2 separate regions of the Homo sapiens genome follow, and region 2 is linked to region 1. Evidence: read pairs that join two places in POLR2A ChIA-PET (ENCODE). Cell type or tissue: A673. All regions are shown on one strand. Links, peaks and the distances in the headings refer to the core of each region. The heading gives the core; the rest is flanking DNA. Region 1 has its middle 21 kb from the start of NUP160. Region 2 overlaps MTCH2 (mitochondrial carrier 2).

Region 1 (5,378 bases), core at 304-5,303:
AGTAGCTGGGACTATAGGCGTGTGCCACCAGGCTTGGCTAATTTTTTGTATTTTAGTAGAGACAGGGTTTCACCATGTTGGTCAGGATGGTCTTGATCTCCTGACCTCGTGATCAACCCACCTCGGCCTCCCAAAGTGCTTGGATTACAGGCGTGAGCCACTGCGCTCAGCCCAGAATTTTCTTAAAAGCTAAAAGCACGCAGGGGTAGGTTGGAGAGAGAATTTTCGAGAGTGAAACAGAACACAGAATTTTTTAGAGTGAAACTACTCTGTATGATGCTATGATGGTAGATACATGTCAAAACTCACAGAATATTCCACTTGAGGCCATGAGTTCAAGACCAGCCTGGCCAGCATGGTGAAACCCCGTCTCTACTACAAATACAGAAATTAGCTGAATGTGGTGGCGTGCAACTGTAATCCTAGCTACTTGGGAGCTTGAGGCAGGAGAATCGCCTGAACCTGGGAGGCAGAGGTTGCAGTGAGCCGAGATTGTGCCACTTCAACCTGGGCTATAGAGCAAGACTGCGTCAAAAAAAAAAAAAAAAAAAGCTAAAGTCAGTATGGGGTCAAAGAACCTACAGAAGTTCATCTGGCTCCATTTAAATGAGGCCTTCTTTGAGTGCTCGTTCACATCCTATTCAACCCTCTTTTACATGCCCTCCTGGGACTGTCTCTCAGCCTTTCCCAAGACTGTCTTCCTCCTTCCAAATTCTTCTTCTTTTTTTTGAGACGGAGTCTCGCTCTGTTGCCAGGCTGGAGTGCAGTGGTGCAATCTCGGCTCAATGCAACCTCCACCTCCCAGCTTCAAGTGATTCTCCTGCCTCAGCCTCCTGAATAGCTGGGACTACAGGCATATGCCACCATGCCCAGCTAATTTTTGTATTGTTAGTAGAGATGGGGTTTCGCCATGTTGGCCAGGATGGTCTTGATCTCTTGATCTTGTGATCCGCCCACCTTGACCTCTCAAAGTATTGGGGGGATTACAGCATGAGCCACCGTGCCCTGCCCTCTTTTTTTTTTTTTTGAGGCAGGGTCTTGCTCTGTTGCCCAGGCTGAAGTGTGGTGGTGCAATCTCAGCTCACTGCAACCTATGCCTCTCAGGCTCAAGCCATCCTTCTACCTCAGTCTCCTGAGTAGCTGGGGCTACAGGCATGCACCACCACACCTGGCTAATTTTCATATTTTTTGTAGAGATGGGGTTTCGCCATGTTGCCCAGGCTGGTCTCGAACCCCTGAGCTCAAGTGATTCACCTGCCTCGGCCTCCCAAAGTGCTGGGATTACAGGTGTGAGCCACTGCACCCAGCCCCCATTCTTCTTTGTGGGGACAAAAAGGTCAAACAAGGACAAGGGTTAGGGAATGGCTGGGGAATTCAGATAATTGAGTTAAACAGATAGGTTCTTTGGTCACCATAGCTTCAAATAATAGATTTGATCAAATCCTGAATGGTGTTTGGCATTTTATAGGACCTCAAAAGTTTGGATAGCTGTCACCACACACTTTTCTCATTCCTCTTCTCTAAGGCCCCCATAGCATTTCCTCGGAAATCATTCTATTCATCCTTTATTCCCTGGTAGTGTCAGAGGAGATTAGTCACTTTTTCCAGCCTCTGGCAGAAATGCTTCTGCTAACTTGTGCCTTGGTATTATAAGGAAGGTCCATGAAATTCATCACTGTGCTTTGAGAAAGATGTTATTGACCGGGCACCATGGCTCATGACTATAATCCCTTTGAGATCAGCCTGGACAACATGGCAAGACCCCGTTCTCTACAAAAGATAGAAAAATTAGCCAGGTGTGGTGGTCCTGTAGTCCCAGCTACTTGGGAGGCTGAGGTGGGAGGATGGAAGCCCAGGAGGCAGAGGTTGCAATGAGCCGAGATTGAGTCACTGCACTCCAGCCTGGATGATAGAGCCAGACCCTTTCTCAAAAAAAAAAAAAAAAAAAAAAAAAAAAAAAAAGCTGGGGTGCAGTGGCTAAAGCCTGTAATCACAGTATTTTGGGAGGCCGAGGCAGGTGGATCACCTGAGGTCGGGAGTTTGAGACCAGCCTGACCAACATGGAGAAACCCCATCTCTATAAAAATACAAAATTAGCTGGGTGTGGTGGCACATACCTATAATCCCAGCTACTCAGGAGGCTGAGGCAGGAGAATCGCTTGAACCTGGCAGGCAGAGGTTGCGGTGAGTTGAGATCACGCCTATGCACTCCAGCCTGGGCAACAAGAGGGAAACTCCGTCTCAAAAAAAAAAGAGAAAAAAAGGTATTAGGGAAATTCCTTTGGGAGGACTCATGGGAAAGATTATAGCTCTAGAAGAATTGTGCTACACCTATGCAACTGATATGTTTATCCTTTAGAGACTATGCATTTTGTACCTCATCTGATTTCTCCCTTTGTGTTGATTACCAGGAGTTTCTTTTCTTCTTCTTATACTTTTTTGAGATGGAGTCTCGCCCTGTCACCCAGGCTGGAGTGCAGTGGTGCAATCTCAGCTCACTGCAACTTCCGTCTCCCCAGTTTAAGCGGTTCTCCTGCCTCAGCCTCCCTAGTAGCTGAGATTACAGGCATGCATCACCATGCCCAGCTAATTTTTATATTTTCTGGTAGAGATGGGGTTTCACCGTGTTGGCCAGGTTGGTCTCAAACTCCTGACCTCAAGTGATCCACCTGCCTCGGCCTCCCGAAGTGCTGGGATTACAGGCATGAGCCATTGCACCTGGCCTTACCAGGAGTTTCCGAGTCAACTTTTATGCCATCTATAGCAAAAACTTCATGACTTGCATCTTACCTCTATACCTTTACTTTCCCTTTGCTATGTGGTTTCTGTTTCAAATTTATTTTATCTTGCTATAGTGTTTGTATAAGTGGCCTTTAGATTATTCTTGTAAGAAGATAGGGTATAGATAAATAAGTAAAATAGACATTTGTAGATAAGAAAATCCAGAGAAAAGTGAGTTCTTTAAGGCAGCAGATAGCTCCATTGATAAAACCTAGGCTTGCCACAGATTACCCACAGTACAGTGAAGATTATATTAGAAAATGCAATGCCCTTTTAAGCGCCATGTCAATCCTTATAATATAGATAAATAAAGCAGCGGGTGTGTGAATTGCATTCAAGTCATGGAGCCCAGGAACCATTGAATGAATGGTAAAGCAGTACTCTAGGAAGGTCTTTTTCAACTTGGTTGTTAGTGCAGATTAGATTCTTCTACAGGAGAAAAGTCTCAAGTGACCCAAAGGAAGTGATTCATAGGGGACAAAAGCAGAGGGTGGTGACAGAAGCCTAAGATGGTGTCCCAGAGGGAAAGTGGGCAGTGCCAAGCAGAAACTACAAAAAAAAAATAAGCATTTGTTGAAAGACAAGTTCATAAGCCATCCAAACCAGGGTCACAAGCTCCCAACAGAGTGGCTAGAATCTCTGCTGATGAATTGAAGGAAATTTGCAATAAGGAAAAATACACCCATTTGAAAAGAAATCCAGTTCATAAGGTCAGCCCAACCCAAAACATCAGTGAACAGGAATTTGGTTCACTGAACAATACCAGTCTTGGTCCTACAGTGGCCAACTCATTCCTTTACAAAGTGAATACAGTTCACACCTATTTTTGTACTGAAAATTCTACAGAATAGCTTTAAGAAAAATCCTGGACAGTCAGGAACTCTAAAAAAATTTGACCTTGTTTTCTAGCACAGCTGGGTGGCAGTTTGTGTCCCTTTTACGATGTTAGCAATTGCCAGTTTCACTCAACTGCCACAAATGGGGGTAGTAAAATTCCAATTACCTCATACATGGAAACTCTATTAGGAGAGACAGACAATGTCACATTTATGATATTTTACATTTAAATACCAGCAAGTAACAAATGCCCACAGGCTATGCCAAGGACAAGTAAATAATATCAATCTCTTGTAGATATGATGACCATAATAATTATAATCGCTCATACTTACATAGTATTTGCTATGAGGCAGGCATGGTGCTAAACATTAACACACATTAACTCATTTAATTTTATCCTCACAACAATCTCCTTTAAGGTAGTCACATAAGGTAGCTACATATAGGCTTGGCCATTTCCTTCTGTTCTCCCCTCCCCTCCCCTCCCCTTCTCTGTCTGTCTCTCTCTTTCTTTCCTTCCTTCCTTCCTTCTCTCTCTCTCCTTCTCTCTTTCTCTCATTCTTTCTCTCTTTCTCCCTTCCTTTCTTCCTTCCTTCCTTCCTTTCTCTCTCTCTCTTTCTTTCTTTCTTTTCTTTCTTGACAGAGTCTCATTCTGTCACCCAGGCTGGAGTTCACTGACATCATCATGGCTCACTGCAGCCTCAACCTCCCGGGCTCAATACATTCTCCCACCTCAGCCTCCCGAGTACCTGGACTATAGGCATGTGCCACCATGCCTGGCTAACTTTTGTATTTTTTTTTGTAGATACAAGAGACAAGGTTTCACCTTATTGCATAGGATGGTTTTGTTAAACTCCTGGGCTCAAGCAATCTGCCTGCCTCAGCCTCCCAAAGTGCTGGGATTACAGGAGTAAGGCACCGAGCCCGGCCTGGCTTTGCCGTTTTCAGTGTGTCTATACTTATACGTCTCACTGTCATACACTAGGTCAAAATTACCCCAATCTTGAATATTTACTGCCCCCTTCAAATTCTTTGGGCAAGTGGGGTAAGGAGTACCAGATCTACCATTCATTGAATCCCTGCACTGTGCCCAGCTCTGTGCTAGGTGCACACATCCATCACAACCCCCCACTTTTTTTTTTTGAGACAGAGTTTCCCTATTTTTGCCCAGGCTGGAGGGCAGTGGTGTGATCTTGGTTCACTGCAACTTCTGCCTCCCAGGTTCAAGTGATTCTCGTGCCTCAGCCTCCCGAATAGCTGGGATTACAGGTGCCCACAACCACCCCGGGCTAATTTTGTATTTTTAGTAGAGACGGGGTTTCACCATGTTGGCCAGGCTGGTCTCAAACTCCTGACCACCTCAAGTGATCTGTTTGCCTCCACCTCCCAAAGTGCTAGGATTACAGGTGTGAGTCACTGCACCTGCCCAGAATTTGCATCCTTAACTATGATTCTATACTGTCACTGTGCCAGACTCCATTTGAGGGGCTGGGTGTCCCAACTGCTTTTGGGTTTAAGATTTTGAAATATGTTGGAACATCTAATTTTTGAGCTTCTATAACTGGTCTTAAGTCATGGAGTTGGGGACATTTGCAGTTCTTTTCACGGGGATAAAGTAAACTTGGGTACATCCCAACAAGTGAGATGCACTGATTCCACCATAAGAACCATGTGGTGAGGGCCATGCCTTAGGGGTGGGGGAGCTACAAGACAGAAGAGCTGGGCCTCTGATGGCATTGAGGAATGAGCTGCTTCAC
Region 2 (5,378 bases), core at 315-5,314, 250 kb before region 1:
GTTCTCCTGTCTTGCTCCCTTATCTGCCACAGTACCTTAAAATGACCACCTACAATTACTACCACTTGACCAGCTAGTTTTTCTTTTTTCTTTTTTTTTGAGACGGAGTTTTGCTTGTTGCCCAGGCTGGAGTGCAATGGCACCATTTTTGCCCACTGCAACCTCCGCCTCCCACGTTGAGGCAATTCTCCTGCCTCAGCCTCTTTTTTTTCTTTGAGACAGTCTTGCTCTGTTGCCCAGGCCGGAGTACGTTGGCGCAACCTTGGCTCACTGCAACCTCCACCTCCTGGGTTTCAGCGATTCTCCTGCTTCAGTCTCCTAAGTAGCTGGAATTATAGGCATGCGCCTCCATACCTAATTTTTGTAATTTTAGTAGAGATGGGGTTTCACCATGTTAGCCAGGCTGGTCTCGAACTCCTGGCCTCAAGTGATCTGCCCACCTCGGCCTCCCAAAGTTCTGGGATTACAGGCGTGAGCCACCGCACCCAGTCTTTTATTTTAATATACATTTTAAAGGCTAAGTGAAGCAGTGGAAAGGGAGAAGGAAAAAAAAATCTGTTAACTGGTTGTGATCAACTAGTTGCAATACTGCTGCACTTAGACCAGCCACGACCCCACTAGCTTTTCTATAAAGCCCAGTGAGGCTTTTTTTTTTTTTTTTTTTTTTTTTTTTTTGGCTCTCAGTTGACACCTAGGCTGGAGTGCAGTGGTGCGACCATAGGTCAGTACAGCCTCAACCTCCCAGGACTCAACCAGTCGTCCCACTTCAGCCTCCTGTGTAGCTGGCACTACAGGTGCACACCACCAAGCCTGGCTAATTTTTAAATTTTTGTGTTGAGAAAAGGTCTCACTATATTATCCAAGCAGGCTGTTTTAGTTGGCCTGTTTTAAAGGACTAAATATATATTTTTCCCCCACAGATTTTCAAATCAGAGAGAAGTAATGCTCCTGCTGTATAAAACATGAACTTGGTGTTGGATGTAGTTTTTGTCAGTTAGTTTGTACTATCATTACATGCTCTGAAGGAGGGAGAGTTTGAAGGCACAGCCCTCTCACCCAGTTGGGACTCTCAGTGACTTCACAAAGAGATGGCACTAGAACTGAATCTGACAGTACAGAAACATGTCACTGGCAAGAGGGGGAGGACATTTCTAGAATAGGAAATTATAGTTAAGTCAAGGTATGCTGAGGTAACAGAGATGATGGAATATAGGGCTTATGTTGAATGTTTCTTTCATCCTAAGGTTGCTTTTTTTTTTTTTTGAGACAGAGTTTCACTCTTGTTGACCAGGCGGGAGTGCAGTGGGGCAATCTCAGCTCACTGCAACCTCCACCTTCCGATTTCAAGCGATTCTCCTGCCTCAGCCTCCTGAGTAGCTGGGATTACAGGTGCCCGCCACCACGCCTAATTTTTGTATTAGTAGAGACAGGGTTTCACCATGTTGGTCAGGCTGGTCTCAAATTCCTGACCTCATGATCCACCCGCCTCGGCCTCCCAAATTGCTGGGATTACTAAGGTTGCTTTTTTACCCTAGTATTTTTATAATGATCCCCCAAAGTTCCAGGAAACCCATACCTTCTTTATTTTTAAGATGCAGTTTCACTCTTGTTGCCTAGGCTGGAGTGCAATGGCACGATCTCAGCTTACCGCAACCTCCGCTTCCTGGGTTCAAGCGATTCTCATGCCTCAGCCTCCCAAGTAGCTGGGATTACAGGCATGTGCCACCACGCCCAGCTAATTTTCCTCCCTTTATTTCTTTAAAAAATAGAGACAGGGTTTTACCATGTTGCCCGGGCTGGTCTTGAGCTCCTGGACTCAAGTGATCCACTGCCCCCAGCCCACCCCACACTCTTCTTAAGTCAAGGTTTCAATGGTCACCACATACTCTAGAGGAACAGTTTGTGGCAACTTAGCTTGGTACCACAAAGGAAAACCAGTTTCACAAGTGGCTTACTAGAGAACCCCTACTTTTCTTTTTCTTTTTTTTAAGAGACAGAGTCTCACTCTGTCACCCAGTGGCACAATCTTGGGTCACTGCAACCTCCAGCTCCCAGGTTCAAGCGATTCTCCTGCCTCAGCCTCCTGAACTACAGGTGCGTGCCACCATGCCCGACTAATTTTTTTGTATTTTTAGTAGATATATTGGCCAGGCTGGTCTCCAACTCTTGGCCTCAAGTGATCCACCTGCCTCAGCCTCCCAAAGTGTTAGGATTACAGGTATGGGCCACCACAACCAGCCTAAGTTCATATTACTTACTGAGTTCATTATTTCTTGCATGTGTTTCTTTTTTTTTCTTTTTTTTTTTTTTAAGAGATGGGAGTTTCACTCTTGTTGCCCAGGCTGGAGTGCAATGGCGTGATCTCAGTTCATTGCAACCTCCACCTCCTGGGTTTCAAGAGATTCTCCTGCCTCAGCCTCCCGCATAGCTGGGATTACAGGCATGTGCCACCATGCCCGGCTAATTTTGTTATTTTTAGTAGAGACAGGGTTTCTTCATGTTGGTCAGGATGGTCTCGAATTCTCGACCTCAGGTGAACCACCTGCCTCGGCCTCCCAAAGTGCTGTGATTGCAGGCATGAGCCATTGCGCCCGGTCGCATGTGTTTCTTAATGGCACCTACCTGCATTTCCTAGCCCCTGAATATCTTTAGACTTTTATGTTAGTAGCTTATAGTAAGATATTATGGAGGATCATAGGTATAGGACTCTGACTAGACCTCTAGCTTGGATGCAGCAAGACTGAAACAGCTGGACTAGTATTTTGAGCAATCCTAGGCCTTGGAGAAATTTCTCAGCCACCCAACTTGCACAGGAAAAACTGAAGCCTTGGCGTCCTCTGGTGGTAGACTGGTTATCAGAGTCAGACATGCTTCTCAACTAGGAATAGGCAAGCATGAAAGTTCACAGAAGCCACAGGATAAACATGGCACATTTTCCCAGATCATCTTTACTTAAAGATTTTTTGGGAGAAAAAGGTAGGCAGCAAACATTTTTATATTAAAACAAATGCAGATAGTAATATTGAAATAGTATATAAAATTGACATTACTTTTTGAGACAAAGGAAGAGACATCAAAGACATTTTAAGCCGAGCTCCTCATGAGCTTCCTAAACCCCAGGGGAGGGAAGAGACCCCTGCATTCTCGTTCTGTCTAATATTATCAGTGGGGCTGTTTTGACAGAGAAGTCTCAGAAGCAGCGAATTAAGTGCTTACTCATTTGGCAATGTCCCAGTGAGTTATATAAATAAGTGAAACCACAGGCTTTCTCATTTTAGAGCATTTTAACCTGCTTTTTAGAAGGCCTGAGTAAACAGAAGCTTTATGCTTGAGTTGAATTTTATTTTCTCCCAAAGTGATTTTTTTCCTCCTATAAATGTTAACATGCTTAACTGAGGGTATGGCATGTGAGGTGGTCAGTGTCCTAAGACCCATGTCGACTTGGGTTGGCATTACCAGACATGGAGTTACAAATATACTTTCCAAGGCTGTCATCAGAAATGCAAAACTACTCACCTTCGGCAACAATAACAAAAAGGAAACAAAACAAAAAACTGAAGAACAAAAGATTATATATAATTAGAACTGTATGGTGTAATTTAAGCACTGGCAAATACTTGGCTCTTAAAGAAGGGGGTTACTCCTGCAGGATCTGCTTTTCATATTTTATGTGAAAACAAGAACTTCCTTTGAGGAAAAAAGTGCCATTATACTTCCTTTCCAAATCTTGCTTATTTTCTGTAATTGTCTTTTTCTTTGTTGTTGCTGACCCTTTATCTTATTTATTTTTTTTCAGGTAGCCTCTTGAACTAGAGTAGGCTCAGAGGCTCCCTGTAGGTGACATTTTATTACTTTGCAATAACAGACTGAAGGGGCAGATCCTCACACAGACTTTCTAGGGTAATGTAGCAATGTACTGTCCTTTTCTTGAAGTATGAGAGACAAGGTCAATGAAATGTGCTTAGAAGCATAATGGGAGTCAGATTCTGGTGCATGCTACTGACATTTTAGGGTCTACCCAAGAAAAAGTAATTCATAACCTCCCATATAGTTTAATTTAGTGATTTTGTTAAGTTTTACAAAATTATTTCTCATTTTTCTTGGAATTCTACTCTTCATTTTACAAAGCCTTAAATTGAGACTCAAAAATCACATGACAAAGTGCCTGTAGCTTCAGGAAAATACAACTTTTTTTCCCTTCTGGTTAAGTAAAATAAGAATTTGGAGCAAAAATATCCTAATTCAGAATAACTAAAGGGGGAGTATCAGTGGTAAGTTATGTTGTGCTGGAAAAAAGAACAAAAAAGGCAGACACCAAACACCTGAATTTTCCCAAGATTAAATGATTATTAAAAAAGCGCGCCACACTGTATAGAAATCAACATTCTCTCCCATAATTCTGTGCATCTGGGACTACAGAAATGTCACTGTCCCTGCCCCACATCTTCAAATTAACATTTTCAGGTCACAACAATAAGTCTTCCCAAAGGGGACCTTCCGGAAAAATAAGCTATTTCCTCGGCTCATATTCCCCTGGAAAACAAAACAAAACAAAACACAAATAATATCTAGCGAGATGAGATCAGCCAATCCAAATCAGCAGAGAGGTCCAATTGGGAGACGTGACTAAATCTAGGACAAAACTGGGACTATCACTACAGAACAAGGATTAGTATTCTCTGAAAGGCTGAGCTACTATGAACTAACTACAATTTCTCCTTATTAAGTTCTTACTCTGGGCAGACAGAACGCCCAGGTTGGATTCTGGCTTTGCCACTTTCCAGCTGGCTTAGCAAATGAGTCATGTAGAACAGTGCCTAACATTCAGTAAGTGCTAGCTTTCATTTATTTCTTTGTTTTTCTTTTTTGAGATGGAGTCTCGCTCTGTTGCCCAGGCTGTAGTGCAGTGGTGCAATCTCGGCTCACTGCAACCTCTGCCTCCCAGGTTCAAGCGATTCTCCTGCCTCAGCCTCCTAAGTAGCTGGGAAAGGAACGCGCCACCGTGCCTGGCTAATTTTTGTACTTTTAGTGGAGGTGGGGTTTCACCATATTGGCCAGGCTGGTCTCAAACTCCTGACCTCAAGTGATCCGCCTATCTTGGCCTCCCAAAAGTGCAGGGATTACGGGTGTGATCCACCATACCCGGCCTATTTATTTCTTAATGAAATGAAATCATGTTTCTAAGGACTACTTATAAAATCTTATAATCAAAGTAATAACAACCTGGACAACATAGTAAGACCCCATCTCTACAAGAAATTAAAAAATTAAAGGCCGGGTGTGATGGTTCACACCGGTAATCCTAGCACTTTGAGAGACCAAGGCAGGAGGATCACTTGAGCTCAGGAATTTGAGACCAGCCTGCACAACATGGCAAA

The links. ChIA-PET counts read pairs that join two places held together with the same protein. Peaks named below come from ENCODE experiments on the same cell type or tissue, not always from the same donor. Only the 100,000 strongest peaks of a DNase experiment are listed, where the experiment ranks them.
Region 2: POLR2A ChIA-PET joins it to region 1 with 23 read pairs; 5 of 35 experiments call an interaction of 5 or more read pairs at or near these places.

The regions. Positions count from the first base shown.
Region 1 is chr11:47,866,421-47,871,798 of GRCh38, forward strand. No RefSeq gene overlaps it. Among named protein-coding and RNA genes, the nearest start is that of NUP160, 21 kb to the left of the region's middle. In A673, for the core only: no CTCF peak of the experiment used is centred there; DNase peaks (open chromatin) are centred at 656 and 3,261.
Region 2 is chr11:47,614,387-47,619,764 of GRCh38, forward strand. It overlaps MTCH2 (mitochondrial carrier 2), which reads right to left. Exons shown (of 13, transcript NM_014342.4): 13 at 2,931-4,533. The coding sequence ends at 4,447. Among named protein-coding and RNA genes, the nearest start is that of C1QTNF4, 23 kb to the left of the region's middle. RefSeq lists a silencer at 3,167-3,226. In A673, for the core only: a CTCF peak has its summit at 2,838 (motif pointing left); a DNase peak (open chromatin) is centred at 2,815.